Linked DNA regions of Homo sapiens: region 1 is linked to region 2. Evidence: chromatin loops called from intact Hi-C (ENCODE). Cell type or tissue: PC-3. All regions are shown on one strand. Links, peaks and the distances in the headings refer to the core of each region. The heading gives the core; the rest is flanking DNA.

What was found. A loop is a pair of places that touch in the nucleus more often than their neighbours do. Peaks named below come from ENCODE experiments on the same cell type or tissue, not always from the same donor. Only the 100,000 strongest peaks of a DNase experiment are listed, where the experiment ranks them.
Region 1: a loop joins it to region 2, with 20 times the contacts of the local background. A loop is called at or near these places in 6 of 110 quality-filtered maps.

The regions. Positions count from the first base shown.
Region 1 is chr14:58,820,585-58,833,070 of GRCh38, reverse strand. It overlaps LINC01500 (long intergenic non-protein coding RNA 1500), which reads right to left and starts at 4,783. Exons shown (of 6, transcript NR_110547.1): 1 at 4,516-4,783. It also overlaps the pseudogene TMEM98P1. In PC-3, for the core only: CTCF peaks have their summits at 5,588, 5,787 and 5,987; a DNase peak (open chromatin) is centred at 3,280; H3K27me3 peaks cover 3,241 bases.
Region 2 is chr14:58,493,491-58,505,976 of GRCh38, reverse strand. KIAA0586 reads right to left here. Exons shown (of 31, transcript NM_001329943.3): 27 at 7,017-7,194. Among named protein-coding and RNA genes, the nearest start is that of KIAA0586, 72 kb to the right of the region's middle. RefSeq lists a silencer at 4,432-4,726. In PC-3, for the core only: CTCF peaks have their summits at 4,364 and 4,566 (motif pointing left); a DNase peak (open chromatin) is centred at 4,556.

The DNA of each region.
Region 1 (12,486 bases), core at 2,234-10,233, 330 kb before region 2:
AAGTGGTCCCATATGATTATAATACCATATTTTTACTGTGCTTTTTCTGTGCTTAGATTTGTTTAGATACACAAATGCTTACCATTGTGTCATAATTGCCTATAGTATTCAGTACAGTAACATCCTGTACAGGTTTGTAGCCTAGGAGCAATAGGTCATGCCCTCTAGTCTAGGTGTGCAGGAGGCTAAACCATCTAGGTTTGTGTAAGTACACCCTACAATAATCACACAAGGACAAAATCACCTAAATGAAGCATTTCTCAGAACACAGCCCCATCGTTAAGCAACACATCATTCTATTCGTCAGAAATGATTCTATTTGTCTATTTGAAGAATAATTTTGAAAAGTACCAGGCATTACAGAAAGGATTTATCAAGAATGAAAAATGGTAAATATCTATTGAAAAATGGAGAGATTGTGCACAAGATGGGAATCACCTCAACAGAAGATAATGTCCTCAAAACAATAGCATCCCTGCTTCAAATAGCAACTCACTGCCTTCTAATTTCAATTTGCTGTGTGCAGAATTCCTTCTTTTCCAGTGCCAAATCCTGAATGAAACATGCAATAAAAATCACTGCCTGAAACATGGTGATAGCGTTTAATCCTCTGGCAACACATTAGAAAGGCTTTCAGCTTTAAACCAAGAACTGCCACACTGCAGCTTTGCTCATGAAATTATGTACTCGTGCCTTGGTTTATAAAGTCCTTTTTTATAAGCTTTCTACTGGCTAATAATGGGCTGGAGCAACTTATGTTCTCAGCCTGACAGATTCCACATTTATGAGCCTGGAAGTCCGATGCCTGGCACAGAGTTGCTGCCTGGAGGGAGTTATGCCATCTGGCTGAGCAGGTTTCAGTGTCAGGAAACTGCAGGAACCACTGGTTGGGACACCACTGTGACCAGAGAGATGACACATGGGGAGGCTTGGAGGGAGGAAAGTGAGATGGAGCACTCAGAGGCTTCTGGCAATCGTGGCCCAGATGTCTAGGGTGCAGAGTGCAAAAAAAGGAGAAGAGAACTCACAGGACATGGGATAAATCTCTCTGCCAACCAAATATGAGTGGTCATTAATTAGTGTCAACAACAGGGCTGACTCCTCTTCTGTGAATATGAAAAAGAGTGGGGAGAGGATATTGGTTTGATGTTCAAATTAAAAGTAAAAGCAGATTACAAAGAAACAAATATATACTTAAGAGACAAAACTGACTTGAAGCACTTTAATATATATTTACATGCAATTTATCTCTAAGGAAAGGTAAAGCTACAGTGGGGATAAAAACGTATTACAGCCCATTCTAATTGTGATTAAAGTAGGACTGATAGTTCATAATCTTGACTAGGTTAACCCTGACCTTCTTACTTGGTAAATTCCTGCTGTTCAGAATTAGCATGATAGGACCGGGCACGGTGGCTCACGCCTGTAATCCTAGCACTTTGGGAGGCTGAGGCAGGTGGATCACGAGGTCAGGAGTTCCAGACCAGCCTGGCCAAGATGGTGAAACCCCGTCTCTACTAAAAATAAAAATAAAAAAAATTAGCCGGGCATGGTGGCAGGCGCCTGTTATCCCAGCTACTCGGGAGGCTGAGGGAAGAGAATGGCTTGAACCCGGGAGGCGGAGGTTGCAGTGAGCCAAGGTCACACCATTGCACTCCAGCCTGGGTGACAGAGTGAGACGCCATCTCAAAAAAAAAAAAAAAAGAAAGAGCATGATAGCACATAACCTCTTTCTCAGCATTTATCACAGTTAAAAATTGTGTGTGTGTGTGTGTGTGTGTGTGTGTGTGTGTGTGTGTGTGTGTGTACTCCATGAGGACTCCATGAAGGACTAATTTTTTTCCCCCTTCAGCTAGTACCTACAAAGAACCTAACACTTCCTACTTTCCTACTAGAAAAATATTGTGAATGCAATACAATTAAATATATTTTTAAAATATTTTAATTCAGACTTTCCACTAAATATTGGTTACAATGAATGACAGCAAAAGGTGCAACAAATCACCAAAATAATAATAGTAACAACTTACGGGAAGGAAAAAATAGTATTCTGGTAAAATATCAACAACCACGGACAATGTTAAGATCCCTTTGCTTTAACATTAAAATGATTTTTTAAAATAGTAAATCTCAAAACTCCCTAATGCTACGGTTATATAATTGTAAATACCTTAACATATTATCCAATGAGCTATGTTTTCACAAGAATTAAACCAGTTTTAAACTCCTTGATCTTTATCGGCAAAGAAAATATATTGCTTTTCTCTGTCTGAATCTTTCTGTGCATATAAACCACCTTTCCATCAGCGAATGCCTCCATTCTCCTTGGGTCATTTTGCTTCAGCCCACTGGTCTTTCTGCTGTTTGATCAACCTCAGCCTGGTCCCACCTCAGAGCATTTGCACTTGCTGTCCCCGCTTTGCAGAGTTTGTCCCTTCTCTTCATTCTGGTCTCTCCAGAAAGGCTTTTCTTGACCACTCCAATGATGTTCATGCCTACTTACTTCCTAGCACACTAACTTGTTTTATTTGCTTTCTGGCACTTATCCTCATCTAAAATGATCTTATCTGTGGGCTCAGTTGTTTGTAGACCTATTTCAGTGCTCCCTTACAAGAATGCAAGGTCCTTCAGAGCAGGGGACTACATCTGTCTTGTCATGTTCACAGCCCGAGTGCCTAGCATGGTACCTGGTATGTAGTAGGTACTCAATAAATTTTAGTGAACGAATGGATGAGCAGAAAAACAGATGAGGGAGTAAATGAATCATCTTTGCTATGTAATATCAAAACAGCTTGATAACATATTCTTAATGGGGTGAGATAATAGCATGTAAAGTTGGCTATTAAAAGTATCTAATGTCAACTGAGTTGTCCAGCTGTCTAGGAACTTAATACCTCAGGTTAGCATTTACAGTCTGCATGCATTTCTTTATTTGGTTCCCACAACTATCCCATAAGTATACAGGGAAAGGACGGAGGCAGGATCACTTATGTTTTTACAGATGAAGAAACTGAGTTCAGAGAGGTTAAATTATTTTCCCAAGCCATGCATGTAACAGGCAACCAGACTAGGTCCCCAGCCTAGCCTTTTACAGCTTCGCTGCTACCCCAGCCAGTGTTTGTTTTATTTCCAAACAAATCATTCGTTATTTATTTATTCTTTCGATTAACCTAGATTGAGCATTTATGATTGTAAAGGGCTCTCTCACACACTATGCACACATAAAGACATGCAGACAACAATGTTTTTCTCTGGAAGAACAAAGTGCACAAATGACTCACCAACCTAAATATATCTGAGCTAAGAGTCTAATTAGCAGAAAAACCTCAATGTTACAAAGGTAGGTAACCTGTCTTGTGTAATAGTGGGATGGGCCTCCAGGAAAATGACATTGTAGCTCTCCCTCCAAGGATGGATAGAATTTCAATAAGGGAAAAGAAGAGAGGTGACTTTCTAAGAAAAGGGAATAAAATGAAACAAGGAAACGACTTGTTTTCGAAATCTAGTATGGAGTTAATTGAAGGAAGTGTTTGAATAGAAGGGAAACATTAGAGATAAGACTAAAATTGATGTTAAATGACTGTTGCTGTTTTTTGCCTTTAACATATCAAAATGGGTTCTTTTGACCCTTGCAAAATGCTAAAGCAGTTGCCATAGAAATACAGTAGTCATATGCCATAGAGGAAGCTAGGCATCTCAGCTGGTGGCAGGGCCAAGACAATTCATATTAATGCCTCAAGGTTCAAAATTTTCAAATTAAGAGAGGTTTATGGTCCAATTTATTAATGTTTAAAGTTTGAAATTAATATTTACAGTTTGAAATCTTTAATGTTTAAAGTTGAAATTTAATGAATTAAATGCTTGGTAAGAAATATCTACTTATGGTTGAATATATATTTGCACCCAGAGAACGTTAATTTAACTTTCATGAAAGTAGAAAGTGAGAAAAATATTTAAATTTGCTTGAAAAAAATGTAATAACAAGGAATATTTCTATGATTATCATTTAGTTAGTAAGACCTCATGTCTATACATCTAAATAGATCCACAGAGATATAGGGGCATTGATAAATAATGAGAGATTAATAGTAGTGATAATAATTATCTGAGAAACAACAGTGATTATTGTTCAGCTTCTTGAGCACCTAATACACGCCAGTTAACTTATACATATTCTTTCTAATGCTCACAAAGACGCTATAGGCTAGATAATATTATCCCATTTCATAGGTGAAAAACTGAGGCTTATAGGGATTAAGAAATTCACCAGAATCACTCCAATGGTAAATAGAGACACTGAGCTTGGACCCATATTTAACCCACCACAATTCTTTTTTGCCTACTATGCTGCCTCTGGAATACTGCGAAGCATCTAATGGGCCTTGGTAAGGCTTTCTTTCCTTTGTCTGGAATAATGGTTCATAAATATTATAACATACAGATAAAGCTCAAATAATGTACCATTTACGGGATGAAACTTAAGAGCTCTAACAAAGGAATTAAAGAAAATAATACCGCTGACTTTGCCATCCGCGGGGCCGTCGTGGGAGCGCAGCGGGATGTGCCCCGGAGCTGCAGCTTGAGGCCCTCAGGTCTCTGGAGGTGTCGTGGAGGAACCTAGCTCCTGCCATCCTCTTCCCCCAGTTTGCCACTTCCAGCAGCCTTAGCCCATGAGGACGATGTGAACGGGACTGAGTCAGGAGCTCCCCGGAAGCATGGAGACCGTGGTGATAGTTGCCATAGGTGTGCTGGCCACCATCTTTCTGGCTTCGTTTGCAGCCTTGGTGCTGGTTTGCAGGCAGCGCTACTACCAGCCCCGAGACCTGCGGCAGCGCTATGATTCTAAGCCCATTGTGGACCTCATCAGTGCCATGGCGACCCAGTCTGAGCCCTCTTAGAACTGGATGACGTTGTTATCACCAACCCCCACATTGAGGCCATTCTGGAGAACAAAGACTGGATCGAAGATGCCTCGGGTCTCATGTCCCACTGCATTGCCATCTTGAAGATTTGTCACACTCTGACAGAGAAGCTTGTTGCCATGACAATGGGCTCTGGGGCCAAGATGAAGACTTCAGCCATTGTCAGCGACATGATTGTGGTGGCCAAGTGGAACAGCCCCAGGGTAGATGATGTTGTGAAGTCGATGTACCCTCCGTTGGACCCCAAGCTCCTGGACACAGGGACGACTACCCTGCTCCTGTCTGTCAGTCGCCTGGTGCTGGTGACAAGGAATGCCTGCCATCTGACGGGGGGCCTGGAGTGGATTGACCAGTCACTATCAGCTGCTGAGGAGCATTTGGAAGTCCTTCGAGAAGTAGCCCTAGCTTTTGAGCCAGATAAAGGCCTCCCAGGCCCTGAAGGCTTCCTGCAGGAGCAGTCTGCAATTTAGCGCCTACAGACCAGCAGCTAGTCCTGAAGACCCCTGCCGCCATCACTGGGTGGCTCAGATTAGCCTTCCACTTTTTCCTGTAGAATTAGTTGTTCTCCACGGCTCAAGAGTTCAGCTGTGTGTGCATAGTAAAGCAGGAGATCTCTGTCAGTTTGTGCCTCTGTTGCAATTGCAAATTGTGGCTTGTGAGTGGCAGTCTAATACCACAGTTAGGGGAGATGCCATTCACTCTGCACAGAGGAGCATTGAAAACTGGTGGACTGTCAGCTTCATTTAGCCTACCTAGTGTTTTCAAGAAAATTGAACCACCATCTAAGAAATCAAGAGGTTTCACATCAAAATTAGAATTTCTGGCCTCTCTCGATCAGTCAGAACGTATGGCAATTCTCATCTGCTTTTCAGAAAAGGACAATCAATCGAAGCTAAATAGGGGTTGCTCCTTTTGGCAAGACTTGTACTCTCTCACCTGGCCTATTTCATTTATTTGTATTATCTGCCTGGTCCCTGAGACGTTTGAGTCTGTCCTCCCCCTTACAGGTTTGGGTTTGAAGATGAGAACTACAAAGCTGATTATTTCTTATCATTATGCCTGCAATTTTACCTAGCTACCACTAGGTGGATAGTAAATTTATACTTACGTTTCCAAAAAAAAAGAAAAAATAAAATAATACCATGCAATATAAAGCTTGTGCAAGCAAGCAAACAAAGAGATTTTAAAAATCATTCTTAGTTGATGGGCGATTTGATAGTCATTTATACCTGGCACTGGTATAAATGAGAAAATAGATGCCCAGTTTTATTATGATTTAATTATTTTATTCTACTACTAGCACCACTATAAAAGCAACGTAGTTTCAATATGACCAAACCAAGATTAATAAATTACTCAATAGTCATCATTAGTAGAGGGAAAAGATCTTAACTGGTATAAATTATTAAATGCCAAGATAGCAAGTCTGAAAAATTTAACAAGGGGTATAACTGTTTCTTCTTGAAGATTCTTCACAATAGAGAATCAAGACTATGTAATTTTCAGTTCATTGCAATTAGCTTTAGGACACCTTTAAAACCTAAAATGAATATTTTGTGGGTAGTATAATTCATTTCAATAAAGCCTCCTTCAGTATAATTCATTTCCATAAAGCATCCTTCATTTACATGTTATTTGGATACCAATTGGGCAGGACCTTCCTGGGAGGCAATGCAGCCTGGTTGTTAAGAAGACAGATTTGGCCGGGCGCGGTGGCTCACGTCTGTAATCCTAGCACTTTGGGAGGCCGAGGCACGTGGATCACGAGGTCAGGAGATCAAGACCATCCCAGCTAACACAGTGAAACCCCGTCTCTACTAAAAATACAAAAAATTAGCCGGGCGTGGTGGTGGGCGCCTGCAGTCCCAGCTACTCGGGAGGCTGAGGCAGGAGAAGGGCGTGAACCCAGGAGGCGGAGCTTGCAGTGAGCGAGATCGCGCCACTGCACTCCAGCCTGGCTAACAGAGCAAGACCCCGTCTCAAAAAAAAAAAAAAAAAGAAGACAGACTTGAGTTCCCATTCGTCCCCATCAGTTACTAGCTGTCTTAGCACACAGTAGATAACTTTCTAAGCCTTAGTTTTTTCATCTGTGTGAAAATGATAATAACAGAATCTACCCCATTGGAATTGTTATAAGGATCAGGGAAGAGAATACAAGTGAAGTTCTTATTTCAGTGCCTGGCCAGAATGAATCTTCAATAAATATTTGTGGTTGCTCTTTTCATTATGGAAAGGCAGAACGATGTAGCAGAAAGCACATAAGATTTGGATTCAGACATACCTTGGATAGGATTAAAAAGGCCCTATTCAGTTACTTACTATTTATGGAACTAAGCAAATGCGGAACTGTTGTCCAGGAATGGAACCTTAGAAAGGCTGAACTCTTTCTTGGAGGGGGAGAAAAGTAAAACCAGGATGGATCTCAGGGAAGGGAAGTAGATTTTTTTATAGGAAAGACATAATAATGTACAAGTTATCATATTAAATCTTTTTTTTTTTTTTTTTTAAGAGACAGAGTCTCACTCTGTCACCCAGGCTGGAGTGCAGTGGCGCGATCTTGGCTCACTGCAACCTCCACCTCCCAGGTTCACCCACCATTCTCCTGCCTCAGCCTCCCGAGTAGCTGAGACTACAGGCACACTCCACCACGCCCGGCTAATTTTTGTATTTTTAGTAGAGACGGGGTTTCACCGTGTTAGCCAGGATGGTCTCAATCTCCTGACCTCGTGATCCACGTGCCTCAGCCTCCCAAAGTGCTGGGATTACAGGCGTGAGCCACCGCGCCCGGCCCATATTAAATCTTGAAACTTGACCAAAATATTCCATTTTTGAACAGAAATAAAAAGACATACAGCAGGAAGCTGGCAGAAAAAAAAAAGATTTTGGATCTATACAGCTAGAATGCACCATTGAGAATTACATTCAGTTGTTTGAATCGCTGGTGCTATGAATATGCTCCACAACCTCAATAAGCTTAGAAAGAATGCAGGTCAAAAATCTCTGCCAGTCCTCAAGCCCCGACTTCCAATTTTGAGACCATCTAAAGAGAGAATGATAAATATCTGCACACATCGTGGGTTGCATCACAGGAGAGGGATCCTGCTCTGAGGAAGCCCACAATTTTCACAATGGATAGCATCAGCATATCTGCCTTTTTCTTCAGAGGAAGATACTATCTTTATTAGATTAGATTCGAAGCATGCCTGCCCTTTGCTCAAGAGAGAGACAGTAACTTCAGGCTTATCTCTAAACACATATTCTTGAAAAGACAATATATCTGCTATCTGTAGGCAGTGTCTTTGCTCACAAGACATGCAGAAACATGAGAGACCCATAGAAAATTGTCACCCACCAATGTAACAAGACAATGTATACAAAAGCTTCTCAAGTCATCCTTTTGGGAAAGAAAATGCCATGCAAAAAAACAAAAACAAAAAAAACCAAAAATCTCTTAAGATTGTGCAACCTGTATATCAAGGCTTCATTTTGCCCACCATAACTTGCCATTGCCTGAAGCCAGGCTGATCACTGTGGGAGCCAGCACTAACAATTTACTGAATGTCAGCTTCCCCAAGCCAGAAAATGCCCCTTCTGATCTGCCAGATGGTTTGGGGCCTGATGCTTGGCATCCTCACAGCTGCCGCAGTCGTGTTCCTTGGAGTGGGTGAGTGATACCTTGGATAATGAAAAATGATTGGTAATTTCTTTTACCTGAAGCCTATTCTCTATCAACATGCTGTGAAGAATCAGAAGTCTGCCTATTTCCAACCCACTCTACAATTGAGCCATTGTAGTGGAAAAAGCATCACAGTTCTGACTGGGAGTTTCCCTAGGAAACCCTGGCTTGTAGGATTCCAGAGAGATGACAGTAGGAACTATGAAGAAGAGGCAGATCTCGCAACCTGCCCTGCTGCTCCTTGCTTGGAAGTAGAAGGTTGCCAGACAAGGATGGTCTGTGGCTAAACTGTCCTATAGGATTCCTGTTTCAAAGCCCTGCCCTTTTTCAAGGGGCCTCCTTCCCTTATTACATTCTGCAGTCTATCTCTTCAGGATCCATTCTTTTTTTTTTTTTTTTAAGACAGAGTCTCACTCTGTCGCCCAGGCTGGAGTGCAATGGCAGGATCTCGGCTCACTGCAACCTCCACCTCCCAGGTTCAAGCGATTCTCCTGCCTCAGCCTCCAGAGTAGCTGGGATTACAGGTGCACACCACCATGCCCAGCTAATTTTTGTATTTTTAGTAGAGACGGTGTTTCACCATGTTGGTCAGGCTGGTCTCGAACTCCTGACCTCATGATCCACCCACCTCAGCCTCTGAAAGTGCTGGAATTACAGGTGTGAGCCACCTTGCCCAGCCAGGATCCATTCTTACATGAGCATCAGATACCAAACAAATTTTGTCTTTGTGTGGTTTTAGGCAATCTCTGGTTGGAGGAAGAAGACTTGATTTTTAAATTTATTCTAATGGAGAAATAAGTCACTTACCAAACATTTGCATAGCATTTGCCATGTGCCAGGCACTGTTCGAAGTGCTTGACATATATTTACCCATTCAGTTGAGGTCATTGTCCTCACATTATAAATTAGGAACTACGGATATATTAAGTAACTTGTCTAAGGTGACACAAATAAGTGGCACAGCTAGGATTTAAACCCAGGCAGTCCTGTGACAGAGTCTGGGCTCTTAGCCACTACCCAAGAAAGCTTGTGGGAGAAGAGAGTATTACCCCCATAGACAGATGGCTCCACCCTATCAGCTGAACATAACAGTACTTATTGGTAAATTAGTGGCTTTTTCATGTGTAGTAGGGAGCAAAACTGAGTTAATTTAGACTAAGTGAAAGCTAACCCCAGCTAAAAGGCAGATAGTCAACTATTCTTTCAGAGCATAGATAAGGCAACAAAAGTCACCCATCTAAAGTGATAAGCACAAAGATCCCTTAAAAATAAACAATTAATAAGATAAGGCTGAGTTTTATTTTTTCAAATATTTCAAAGCACATCCCCTGAAACAATGACAAATGACATCTCCATCAAGCTCATGGTAATTGAAGCTCAGAGCTCATAAGTCATCGTCAAGAGGCCAATATGGCATCTTGCACCTGGCACATTTCCTTCTGAAGGGACAGCTGCAGGGCATCTGTCCTTCCCATTTCAAAGGCAGGACACCCCTCATCTCTCAGAAATTATCTGAAAAGAGCTATCCTAGATTCAGGGTTCAGGGACAATCATATGACGCTAGCATCATCTCACTCTGGAGAATCAGACTTACCAATTCCCAATTGTATTTCCTTGTTTTCCTAGAATGATTATTTGAAACCTTTCTCTGCCACCTTTACACCGTGCTCCTAAACATCTAGAGCTAAAAAGTAACTCGAGGAAAGTAATCAAAAGCTGTGTTGCTAATTCTTATGTAACCATAGCATGTATGCAGCTTGCAACCCCCTCAACAGTTTACTGTCCATAAAATTACATTTTTTAGTTTCATTTATCATTTGTGGTCTATTCTGCATTTATCTGGCAACAGATAAAGAACCTTGTGATTGCCCAGACCCTACCATCACTTTCTTCACACACACACACACACACACACACACACACACACACACACACATTTAAAATCACAGAAATCAGACCAGGTATGGTGGCTCACACCTGTAATCCCAGCACTTTGGGAGGCTGAGGCCAGTGGATCACTTAGTGTCAAGAGCTCAAGACTAGCCTGGCCAACATGGTGAAACCCCGTCTCTACTAAAAATACAAAAAATTAGCCAGGCATGGTGGCCCATGCCTGCAATCCCAGCTACTTGGGAGGCTGAAGCAGGAGAATCGCTTGAACCTGGGAGGTGGAGGTTGGAGTGAGCCAAGATGGCACCACTGCACTCCAGTAGGTGACATAGCAAGACTCTGTCTCAAAAATGTAAAAATTAAAATAAGACTGGAAGCGGTGGCTCACACCTGTAATCCTAGCACTTTGGGAGGCTGAGGCAGGTGGATCACCTGAGGTGAGGAGTTCAAGACCAGTCTGGCCAACATGGTGAAACCTCAACTCTACAAAAATACAAAAATTAGCCGGCCATGATGATGGGTTGCAGTGAGCCAAGATCATGCCGTTGCACTCCAGCCTGGGTGACAGAGTCAGACTCCATCTCAAAAAAAAAAAAAATTTAAAATTAAATAAAATCACAGAAATCAAAGAGACCTTATAGATAATTCAGTTTACCCTGCTCTTGAGGTCCTGAGAAATTTTTATATCTAGTTGATCATTATATTAGTTAGGGCCCTTAGTTGCAAGCAACAGAACTTCACCTCAAATTAGTATAAGCAAAAGGGAGAATAATCACTACAAAGATACAGGGGTACCTCAAGGAACCCAAGGACAGAAATATAGCCAGGCATCAGAACCAGATGGAACTGGGGTTCAAGCCTTGTCCGGAGCCTTGCTGCCTCTTTCCTCTACTCTAGCTGCTCTACTGCGCTTGGCTCTCTTTCCTTCTCAACCCACTTCCTTAACTTCCTCATGAATTCCAAAGATTCCAAGGAATAGACTCACTGACCTAGTCTAGTTCAGGTGCCCATCCTTGAAAAAATTACCTACAGACCAGGAACCGGCCACATGGTGACTGCTTCCCCAGCAACAATATAGTTAAGAGGAAAATTCTCAGAAAATGTATTTGGGACAAGATATTCCAAATGAATACACATACACTCCTCAATCTTAGTTGAGTTGCCTTTTCTGCTTCATCTCTTATCTCACTTTTTGCAAATTAATAATATAAATATATTTAGAATCTCATTCTACAATGTTTTTGTTCATGATTATTATTTGTTGAGGGCCTTTTATGTAGCTTAACAACTACATCATTTCATTTAATCTTCACAATAGCTTGGGGGAAAAAAAGGTAATATTAGCTCCATTTTACAGATCCAAAAACCGAGTCTCAGAAAAGCAGAGTGGATAAGAGCCCAAATCTAGTAACTAAGAATTGAAAAGGAGGAAGATGAGCATGAGCACATGAACGAAGAGTGTAGTAGTAGAGGGAAATGAATGAAATCTCAACCCTAAGCTTGAAGAGAAGAAAAGTGCACGCGCAGATGAAACAGAAGTTCAAGACACCAAAATTCATTTACTCATATGAAAGAGAAAGACAGAACTGGGCTAATTTTAAGAACCTGAAGGCAAGGCCAGCTTATAGAATTTAAGAGTACTAGTCAAAGTTTCCAGGCCCCCCAACAGCAAGCAATTTTCAGTTATTCCACTGTTATTTATAATTGACTCGATGGCATAGAGGTCTACAGGTATCTTTTAGAGAAAGTATATAATTATTACAGTCAAAATTAAAAGTTGGAAGTCAATTGGCCATGTTTATCTTTGTATACATTTGGATTGTAGAAAAATTAAACAGGGGTTAACCCAAAAAGATGCATAAGCCATACACTGCTCACTTTGATGCCATCCTGGGCACCTTGGCACTGCAGGCCACTTGTCTTGGAGATGCCTATGCCTCCCCAATAGCAAAAGTTCTGTCACCACTAGAGTAGGTGAAACTGGGACCAGGCCCATGA
Region 2 (12,486 bases), core at 1,506-9,505:
TCCTACAGTATAGCAACATAATCAAGCCATGAAAGCACGGAAAGTATAAAAGTTAGAAATATCTACATATAAATTTTTAAATTATATGGCAAAAAGATCATCAACAATGTCAATGAGCAAAATATAAATTTGGATAAAGATATTTACAATACAAATAGTAGAAAACATCTAAACTATAGAAACAGCTTTAAAACTAACAAGAAAAACTGAGAACCTCCCAGATGGGAAAAGAACTTTATAGGAGCACATACAAATGGCCAACAAACATATGAATGAAAAGACATATAAACTCACCAGGAGTCAGAAACATATCTTCATATTTCTACTGAGGTATGTAAAAAAACTAATCAACACAATTTCAGGAGGGGATGTAAGGAAAGGGCACTAATAAATTGCCGATAAAAATAAATTGGTTTAAACTTTCAAGAAAGCAACTTGGCATTATCTATTTCTAAACTAAAGATACATTTGCTCGTGTATAGAAGAGCTTCCCAGGAGTACATACACTGGAGTAAGGAGGAGTATATAAAACACAACAATCTGGTAGGATGTGTGTGTGGATACTTACTCTAGCATTGTTTATAGTGCAGGGACATGTTAATAAACATCCATCAATAGAGAAACAACTAAATAAATTATTGGAAATCAACACTATGAAGTTTTACGTAATCATTAAAATGAATAAATTTAAGTAATACCGGTTGACCTGGAATAATCTAAGGGTTTACTGGGTAAAACACAAAATGCAGGCAAGTGTGCAAGATATGATCTTAAGTTGTAAAATAATGGCAATCACACATACCATATATATTGTACATGCATGTGTGCATATAATTATATGTGTGAGGTAAAAAACAGGAAGGTTATATGCCAGAATCTTAACATGGGTTACTTGGGATAAGGCATACATGGGACAGGAAAAAAGTGGTGGTGGGGAGCACTCAAAAAGTGCGTAATAGCTTTCACATAATACACCATCCTATAATTTAACAGATATTTACTATGTTCTGTATACTATATAACCTGCTAGGTGACAGGGATATGAGAGTACACAAGATAAAGTCCGTACCCTCACATGAGATTAATATCAGTGTGATAAGAGCAACATTAGGCAGGTGACATTAGAGAATTATAGAGAGTACACATGACAGGTATTTAACCCAGTGATAAGGGTCAGGAAAGGATTCCCTGACAGCAATCATAACAGTGCTGAATTTGCTGTGTCTTCTAACAAGCAGGCTCATTGAGTGTGGGTGTCTTACCTGTATAATGCAAGTTAGACCTTTAAAAGAGGGATATTTAAAATATTATTTCATTCAAGTCAAATTTAATTTAATTAATCATAACTAGAAATCCCTAATTTTACTTTCCTAGAATTTTGTTATAGTGGAAAGCAACCATGGCAGACTTTTAGAGAAGACTAAGTTTGCCTAAAATTGCCAGTCCAGCAAGAGTTTTTGGTCCGGCATATCTAATGGATTTTTTTCATTTGTATGAAAGTCAAAGGCATCACAAATTCAGTATGTATAAACCCCATTCAATCTCTTTCCTCCTAATTCTGTCCTTCCTCCATATTCGCTCTCTCTCAGTGACTGAGATGACCATCTATCCAATAATTCTAGACAGAAACCTAGGGATTTCTTAGACTTTCTGCTTCTTTTGTACTGCTCACATTCAAATGAATTCCTGTCCATCTCCTTAATTCTCTCTCAAATCTCCCTTTTTATATATCCTCATTACTGAATAATGTCTCATCAGGTCAACTTTAATGGTTGTCTAATCAGGCTCCTTGCCTCCAGTCTTAACTCTTCCAATCTATCCATCACATTGCATCTCAGATGATCTTGCTAAATAAAAGGTAAATATGATCACATCACTCATTTACTTACAATCTTTAACAGACTGATGAATATCACACAACATTCAGAACTGACAGAAACTTAAGGCTGAATTGTTCATGGGAATAAGTATAAAGTAAAAAGTAAGACTGTTATTATTTCCCATTTTGTATACAAAGCGATCCTTACTGTACTCCTTAATAGATAATCCAGGGCTTTTCATGACCTGGTTTCTGCTCCCTGCTGCAATTTCACTGCATCTTAAGCTCTAATTCTTTGACAAAAACACTGCATTTCCACGATTAACCCTTGCTTTTTTTTTTTTTTTGCCTTTGTCCCCTGTCTCATTGCATATTCTGTCTGAAAGGTCCCTCCTCACTCACCACATGGCAAGCATTTATTCATCTTTGAGGAGTCACTTCAAGCAAGACTTCCCTCATCTATGAAGTCTTTCCTGAATCCCTTCAACTACAATTGACCTGTACCTCCATCCTATACGGGCTTCTTCACAATAACTACAGTAATTTATTGCATGTTTTTGCTTTCTTATCTACTATGTCTACTAGAGAAAAAAAATCATTGTGAACAGGGCCTTACCAAGTTTCATATTCCTAGCACCTAGCACATGCTCAGCACATAGCAGGCACTCAAAAATATCTTCTGAATAAGTAAATGAACAAACTGGAATATTCTTATCATAATTTACCATCTGGCTAATTCCCTTAAGATTCAATTTCACATTGGATCTTGCAGAAAACCTTTTCTAAGCCCTCACAAATGAGTTAAGTTCCTCCTCTGCACTCCCACAGCCGTCTGTGTTGTACTAGTCACACAATATTATAATTGTTATTTATTTCTCCCACACTAGTTAGTAAATATCTTGAGAGCAGATATCTATCATCTTTGAATCTTGAGTGCTTAATGTAGTACTTACATAGTTCTAGGTATACAGTGGGTATTCAATACAGGTTTTTTGAGTAAATAAAAAGCTGTAGTTGGTAGTATATCCCAGGGTCCACAAATAATTCACTCAAATTACAGCTTACATTTTAGGTTTCCCAAGACAACTCCTCAAAGCCAATTTTGCAACTTTCAGTTACTCAACCCAACCTGAGAGCCTCAGGAATGGAGACAGTGATAGAGGACTACAGAAAATAGGACACTTCCTGAAAATTAGCAGGGGTGGGGAGGGGCAAAGTAAGAAGAGATGACCCTCTGTAAGCAAAGTTATTAAAAATCAAGACGAAAAGCAATACCAATCACTAGCATATATAGTTGATTCTCATCTATGGACCACAGTTATAGTCTGTGGTCACCAGGAGAAAATCTTGAAACAAGAGGAACAAATTAGTTTTCTATAGGCAAAGTCCTTTTAGTCAACTGTTGATAGTTTCTGATTCTATTAAGTACATATAAGATAGTACTTTTCATACTCCAAGCATTATTAAAGAGAACAACACCATGTGCCAAGCACTGAGCTTAGTACTTTACATGCATTGTCAAATACATGTACCTAATAACCATAATGAGATAGACACTATTACCTCCAAGATAGCCCCCAGTGATCCCTGCCCTCCTGGTATCTACACCTTTTAAAAGTCACCTCTTAAGTTGTTCCATGATTGGTCTGTGTTATCAATGGAATATGACAGAAGTGATGGCATGTCACTTTGGAGATTAGGTTATAAAAGACATTATCAGCTGGGCGCAGTGGCTCACACGTGTAATCCCAGCACTTTGGGAGGCTGTGGCGGGTGGATCACTTGAGGTCAGAAGTTTGAGACCTGCCTGGCCAACATGGCAAAACCCCGTCTCTACAAAAACATACAAAAATCAGCCAGGCGAGGTGGCGGCGTGCATCTGTAGTCCCAGCTACTCAGGAGGCTGAGGTAGGAGAATCACTTGAACCCAGGAGGCAGAGGTTGCAGTGAGCTGAGATCGCACCACTGCACTCCAGCCTGGGCAACAGAGCGAGACTCTGTCTCAAAAGAAAAGAAAAAAAAAAAGACATTATGGTTTCCATCTTGATTGCTTACTTTCTCTTGGGAGATGTCTGCTACCACATCATTCACGGCCCTATGGACTGGTTAACATGGTGAGGAAGTGAAGCCTCTTGCTAAATCCATGTGAGTGAACTTGGAAAGTGGATCCTTCAACCCTAGTCAAGCCTTCAGATGACCTCAGTCCAAGCCATCACCTTGACTGCCACATCAGGAGAGATCCTGAAAACCACCCAGGTAAGCCACTACCGGATTTGTGACTTTCAGAGTTCTGTGAAATAATAAATGTTTGCTGCCTTCAGCTGTTAAATGTGGGGTAATTTCGTACATAGCAATATTATCCCCACTTGACACATAAAGAAATTTGGGTTCAGGAACATTAAGTTATTTGACCAAAGATACATAGAGCTGGAATTCAAACCCATTTCTGAAACTCTCAAAGCCTAAACTCTTAGCTATTCTGCTATACTGCCTTACATATGTGTTCAATCTTATGTTATACCATATTACTTATTTTTTCCAATTAAATACCTACAATGTACCTAAGATTAAAAATGCACTGTACTATAGGTAATCTGCTAGGGTTACCAGATATTTAAAAAGGACTGAAGAGGCTATCTCCTCAGGGAGTTTATTCTGTAACATTTCAACTAAGTACCTAGTTGCTCTCAGATACCTAGTAGCTCTTAAGTACCTAGCAGTTCAAGTGATCTGCGAGAGCCACCTAGTGTTAACTCTGTTTAACTGCATTCTGCAAATTTAGCTGGACATAAATGTAAGTCACATTTCATGCCATTTGAATCCTACAAATTTTAAAGAATGTAAAACATTTAATACTCTCATTATGTGTACAAAATGAGAAATAAGGCCAATCTTTACATTTATTCACATGGGAAATTCAGTCTCGGAATTCTCCCAATTCTGAATGATACAAGGTGTTCACTCAATATGAAACTAAATACTTCAGGCTTTTCCTTTTCTGATTTCTGGCAAATCTGCATGCCTCCAGAAGTTTCTTTTCACTTAAGAGAAAGAAACAATGGGCATTTAAAAATCAATAATAAGAATATAGCAGATCCTCATTTATTTGTAAATTACATATTTGCAAATTTATCTACTCGCTAAAACGTATTTATAACCCCCCAAATCAATACTTGCAGCACCTTTGTGGTCATTTGTGGACATGTACAGAGTGGTGAAAAACTTAAATTACCTAACATGCATTTTTCCAGTTGATGCTGAACAACGATACATTCCACCTTATTCCAGCTCTCATACTGTAAACAAGTGACCTTTTCACAGTATACGTAAAGCTGTTTTTCAGATTTCATCCCCTTTTTTTTGGTGATTTCACTGTTTAAAATGGCCCCTTAGTGCTGAAGTACTGTCTAGTGTTTCTTTTCTTTTTTTTTTTTTTGAGGCAGAGACTCGCTCTTGCTGCCCAGGCTGGAGTGCAGTGGCGTGATTTCGGCTCACTGCAACCTCTGCCCTCTGCCCTCTGAGCCTCCCGGGTTCAAGCAATTCTTCTGCCTCAGCTTCCCAAGTAGCTGAGATTACAGGCATCTGCCACTATGCCCGGCTAATTTTTGCATTTTTAGTAGAGATGAGGTTTCACCATGTTGGCCAGGCTGGTCTTAAACTCCTGACCTCAGGTGATCTGCCACCTTGGCCTCCCAAAGTGCTGGATTACAGGCGTGAGCCACTGCATCTGGCCTGTCTAGTGTTTCTAAGCACAAAAAGGCTCCGCTGTGTCTTATGGAGAAAATATACATGTTAGATAGGCTTCCTTCAGGCACAAGTTATACTGCTGGATAGTTCAATGGCTGTGAGTTCAATATTAATGAATCCAAAATATATATTAAATAAGACTTCTTTAAACAGAAACATAAATAAAACCAGATTATGTATTGATCAGTTGATAAAAATGTTATGACCAGAGGCTCACAGAAACCTAATCCTGTATTTCCCCTAGGAGTAATGGTTCAATACTTGTTAATATGTTTGTGGTGACCACAGAATATAACAATGGTCCATAGATGAGAGTCAACTATATATGCTAGTGATTGGTATTCTCTATTCTATCCTTATTTCCAGTGTGTCACAACAGAAAGTTTATTTAAATTCTAAAATAGTCCTGAATGCAGAGTGCTACTGAAATTCATATAGCATAAAGAATAAATGTCTACAGTATTATCTAATTTAACCTTGTCCTAAAGATCTGTTATGTCAATTTTCATGGATTCGTTATATTTTTCTAGTACATATTACAATAAATGCATCGGCTGGGCATGGTGGCTCATGCCTGTAATCCCAGCACTTTGGGAGGCCAAGGTGGGCAGATCACCTGAGGTCAGGAGTTCGAGACCAGCCTGGCCAACATAGTGAAACCCTGTCTCTAATAAAAATACAAAAATTAGCTGGGCATGGTGGCAGGCGCCTGTAATCCCAGCTACTCGGGAGGCTGAGGCAGGAGAATAGCTTGAACCCAGGAGGCAGGGGTTGCAGTGAGCCGAGATTGTGCCATTGCATTCCACCCTGGGCGACAAAGCAAGACTCCGTCTCCAAAAAAATAAAATAAAATAAAATAGGCTAGGCGCGGTGGCTCACACCTGTAATTCCAGCACTTTGGGAGGCCATGGAGGGCGGATCACGAGGTCAGGAGATCGAGACCATCCTGACTAACATGGTGAAACCCCATCTCTACTAAAAATACAAAAAATTAGCCAGGCGTGGTGGTGGGCTCCTGTAGTCCCAGCTGCTCGGGAGGCTGAGGCAGGAGAATGGGGTGAACTCGGGAGGCAGAGCTTGCAGTGGGCCGAGATTGTGTCACTGCACTCCAGCCTGAGTGACAGAGCAAGACTCCGTCTCTAAATAAATAAATAGAATGAAATAAAATAAAAGTATCACAGTTAAAAAGTTTTAAGTGTATGTATGTGTATTACCAAAATTAATTCACATACCACCCAAAGGTTCATGTACCAACACTGATATATGAATCACATTTGGGGAAACACTGCTATATATACTATAAAAAAAGTTATCACCAAACTTTCCAATTATTAAAATCCCTTTTAATAAAGAAATTTTGCAAGCCCCTATCTGAAAATAGGTATACTTTCCTCAACTCAGATTAGGGATACTACTATGACACATCAAGAAAAAATATTTTGGTGTCTACCTGAAACTGTGTCAAATTGCCGAGATAATGGTTTAGGATCACATTGTTGATCCAAAGACTGTGTATTAGTGACAGGTGGCTGCATATAGAGAGAATGTCCCATTAAGATGTTCTCTGCTGCCGCTGTTAGCTGGGGTCTTTGTCCTTCACTAAGTTCACCCACACTGTTTTCCAAGTCCTTTAAAAAGCAGAAACAATTGTTAAAACCATTATATTAAAATCAAGTCAAAACAGGAAATCTTTGCCAAATATCATGAACAATACCCTTTGACTCCTTGGAAGGTATTTTACAAACTGCCTTCTATGCCACATATACATTACATGCAAGAAAAGTTCAAGAAGTTAGTCTAATAAGCCTCGTGATAGGCTTTGTTTTCAATATAATAATTTCATATATTTTATGAAATTAACCAGTTTTTCAAGCACCAATTAAATAGCAATAAAATACATAAGAAAAATTATATTACAATTTAAAACACTCAATGGGGCCAGCACGGTGGCTCATGCCTATAATCCTAGCACTTTAGGAGGCCGAGGCAGGTGGATCACTTGAACTCAGGAGTTCAAGACCAGCCTAGGCAACATGGCGAAACCCTGTCTCGACAAAAAATACAAAAATTAGCTGGGCATCACAGCACACACCTGTAGTCCCATTTACTTAAGGGGCTGAGGCAGGAGGCTAGCTTGAACCCAGGAGGCAGAGGCTGCAGTGAGCGAGACTGCACGACTGTACTCCAGCATGGGTGATACAGTGAGACCCTGTGTCAAAAAAAACACAAAAAATCAGCTGGGCACGGTGGCTCATGCCTGTAATACCAGCACTTTGGGAGGCCGAGGCGGCGGATCACAAGGTCAGGAGATCAAGACCATCCAGGCCAACATGGTGAAACCCCGTCTGTACTAAAAATACAAAAAATTAGCTGGGCATGGTGGCAGGCACCTGTAGTCCCAGCTACTCGGGAGGCTGAGGCAGGAGAATGGTGTGAACCCGGGAGGTGGAGCTTGCAGTGAGCTGAGATTGCACCACTGCACTCCAGCCTGGGTGACAGAGCGAGACTCTGTCTCAAAAAAAAAAAAAAAAAAAAAAAAATCAAAACCACTAAATGCTGGTATGCATTACACATTGTTCATACAGCTTAAAATGGGAATAACAGAAAATTTCTCTCATTCTTCATGAATAAAAATTGCCTAAAGTTTGTTAGTGTAAACTTTACAATAAACAATTGATGAGGAGAATAATATACTTTAAACAGCATAAAGGTTACCCCATATATCAATAATAAGATTTTTATAAAAGTATAGAGGCCTGGCGTGGTGGCTCACACCACCCAGCACTTTGGGAGGTCAAGGCGGGCAGATCGCAAGGTCAGGAGTTTGAGACCAGCCTGGCCAATATGGTGAAACCCCGTCTCTACTAAAAAAAAAGTACAAAAATTAGCCAGGCGTGGTGGCGGGTGCCTGTAGTCCCAGCTACCTGGGAGGCTGAGGCAGGAAAATCACTTGAAACCAGGAGGCAGAGGCTGCAGTGAGCCGAGACTGAGCCACTGAACTCCAGCCTGGGCGACAGAGTGATACTCTGTCTCAAAAAAAAAAAAAAGTATACAGATTATAGAAGAATACTTTAGTCATATTTAATAATGTTATTTTCCTTGGGAAAAATAAAAAATACAAAAAGCACAAAAATCGTTGGCTGGGCATGGTGGGTCACGCCTGTAATCTCAGCACTTTGGGAGGCCGAGGTGGGTGGATCACCTGAAGTCAGGAGTTCCAGACAATCCTGATCAACATGGCAAAAACCCATCTCTACTAAAAATACAAAATTAGCGGGCATGGTAGTGCATGCCTGTAACCCCAGCTACTCGAGAGGCTGAAGCAGAAGAATCACTTGAACCCAGGAGGTGGAGGTTGTGGTGAGCCGAGATCCCGCCACTGCATTCCTGCCTGGGCAACAAAAGCGAAACTCCGTCTCAAAAAAAAAAAAAAAATTGTTTTAAATGAAATCTATGAAATAAATGAACAAATGAAAAAATATAAGACTCCTATTTTCTTTCTGTATTAAAAAATTATATATCCTAATCACTAGTACATTTTATGACTTGAGATATTCTAATTAATGAATTTACTAATTAAGAACTGAAGCAAAATTCCAATTATCTGAAAGCTCCCATGTTTCTCATTTAAAAGGGGTTTAATTTCAACCAACAAGTGTTTTTTTTAACTAGACTATATGAAGAAATCACTGCTGAAACACCTTTGATGATTCCATTGACTATAAAATAAAATCTAAACTTCTTAGCTCAACATTCAAGATTCTCTTCAATTTGCCTTCATTCTCCTATGTACATCTCTATCTCTCCTTATTCCCTTAGCCTGACTCTTCTTTAGGAATACTGATTGCCTCAACATCCTTTAAATTAAAAAATACTGTTCATAATTAATATGAAATCCCTTGGAGACTCTTGGGCAGTGTTTAGAATGATGGCAATTATGTTTTCCCCAGAAATTAATGAGAAATATTTCACAATGCCTATATTACTCTGACAGTCTACAGTAACTTCTCTGTTGTGAATCTGTTTTCTAGGATATTTGCAACTGCTGAACTATTTAACACCTTAAGAATACTCTATGACCCTACTGAAGACTTATCTTGCCTATTTACAAAATGGTCTCATACTCATAAGTATCTCTGAGTTTTGGATTATACTCAATGCTTAAGTTCATGCCAATTTAAGTCAGGTTGCCTATAATGCAGAGTAATATACCTAGCCCATCTACATATATGTACAAATTACAGTTTTGCCATCAGTGAGCTTTCACTGACCAAATGCCCCTCTAAGCAAGAAGTTTCAAGCACAAAGAAAAGCCACAACTTAGCAAAGCAATATTTTAACTTATAATGTATCAATATTACTAGTTCTTATTACATAGCCCTTTAGACAAGAAAATATGCAAAATGTCACTGTTAATCAGACTGGCAAAAATTTAAGATTAAAAGCATTATGTGTGACATGGGAAAGGGATCTCATACAGCTAGGGGCAATTTTTCAGTGCCTATTTAAATTATGAATGCTTATATCTTTGAGCCAGCAATTCCATGCCTTAGTATCTAAATCTAGAAAAATAATTTCTCATGAGTACAAAAAAAGGATTTTATACCTAGTATAGTTTGATTAGAGAATACTTGGAACCAATCTAAAAATCCTTCAATAGGAGAATAATTAAACTATGGTATACTACATAGTAGGTAAAAAGAATATAGTAGATCTTCAGGATTTATGTTAAATTTTAAAAAGCCTTGCAACCTGCTTTTTAAAATTTAAAATTGCACAACAATATATACACACACCTCAAAATTATATACTAAGCCAGAAATGGTGGCTCATGCCTATAATCCCAGGACTTTGGAAGGCTGAGGCAGGAGGATCACTTGCGGTCAGAAGTTGGAGATCAGCCTAGCCAACATAGTGAGACCCCGTCTCTGCAAAAAATAAAAAATTAGCTAGGTATGGTACACGCCTATAGTCCCAGCTACTCTGGGGGCTGAGATGGGAGGATTGCTTGAGTCCAAGAGTTCGAGGCTGCAGTGAGCTGACTGAGCCACTGCACTCCAGCCTGAACAACAGACTGAAACTCTGTCTCAAAAAGATTCACACACATATATATATATACACACACACACACACATACACACATATACATATACACAAATATATTTTTATACATATATAAATGCTTAATGCTTAGAAAAAGATCTGGAGAAGATAGAATTCTAACTTCTGCATTGCTGGTCTAGCCAGGACAGCACAGTAACAAAGGCTGCCAGCTCTCAAAATCAACACTGGAGTAACTACAGAGGTGAAAAAGAACCCATAGATTCTGAGAACTAAAGTAAAAGTTGTGAAAAGCCCCTGGAAAGACAGACAGTTAACTCAAACTGGAACGCGTGGAAAGAAAGGGGCTGCATCCTAGCGAGGAGGCTGTGTGGAGGGGCTTTGTGAGAGGAATGAATGGAGAAAAGTCATTGTTTCTTCCTCCATTAATTTGAGATTACTGCTTGCCCCTCAACCATAAAAGTCTTCTTATTAACAACCCCAGCTGCAAATGCTGGCGCCCCAGAGTAATATCAGGGAACATGAAGGCCTAGCTATGGTGACAACTATAGATGAAATCTGTCCAGAAGCCCATCCGTGGGCATCATTCCTTCACCTTCTTCCCCTCCAAGCCCCAGGACTAGTGGATTACAAACCCTCCCAAAGCAACGTCTTCCTAAGGGCTTAAAGACACAATAATCACCAGGAGAGCCATATAGTGGAGTAACAGCAAACAGCAGGGACAGTGACCAAGGGTGGTTCTGTGCTGCCTAAGGCTCTCCTCCCTAGGGCTCTCTCCTCCCCTCTTCTTTAACTCTCTGAAACAGACCATGGTTTTATCCTTACCCAAATTCTCAGACAGAATAGTTGATCCCATCAGTGAAATAAGAACTCACAGGTCAAAAGAACCAGATACCTGAGGAGTCAATAAGTTTAAAAAAGAAAAAAAAAACAGACAACAAAGTGAATGATATTAATCAGACAGACAGACACAGAGTAGGCGATAAGAAAAGATATTAAAATGCAAAGCAAAAAAAAAAACAACAAAAAACAAGAATGTCAAGTATGAAAAACACAATAAACGGGATAAACAGTATAGCAGAGAACAAATTAATAGTTAGCAGATCAGATTGGGGAGTTCTCCCAGAATGGAGAAGAAAAGAAAGACAGAAAATTTAAGGGATAAGAAAAACAGAAGTAGAAGTGTCAATATCTGGAAATAAGAGTTCTAGAGAGAGGGGGGAAAAATGAAAGGAAGAAAAAAAAAAGAGAAAGAAAGAATGAAGATAAATTTCCCAGCATCTAAAAGATAAAAACGTCTGATACAATTGCACGAATAAATACACTGATATTAGTGATTTCCAAAAAGAAAGAAAACTAGGATTAGTCAGTGGAATTTATAAATTTATGCAGACACTTCTGCTATTTGCCACCTCTTTTTGTACCATTTGCTTGTCTCATTCTCTCTCCCTTCTTCCCTCTCCCTCTTTCTCTCTCCTTTCCACCCGCACATGCGCTTTCTCTCTCTCCTCTCCCTCCTTTCTCTCTCTCAGCTTAATGGTTTCGATACTAATCATCTTAATTTCTGCAGCTATGAGAGTATGTTTTTGAATTTAGCAACACAGATATCACAACTAAGATTTTTCCAGTGAAATGATCTATTGCTAACTAAAGTTGCAGAAAATTTAATTATTTTAAATTCAGAAGGAATATGTTAAGCCTTCATTTTTTCCCATTACTAAATTTTATATCTTCTCCTACCTTTCCTAATCATTTAAAGTTTTAAAAATAAAAACAGAAAATAAAACCAACCATCTCCTTGGGCCCTATATAGTCTTCAGATCTCCAGCTCATCTAAAGCCAGTTGACATTTGTTCATG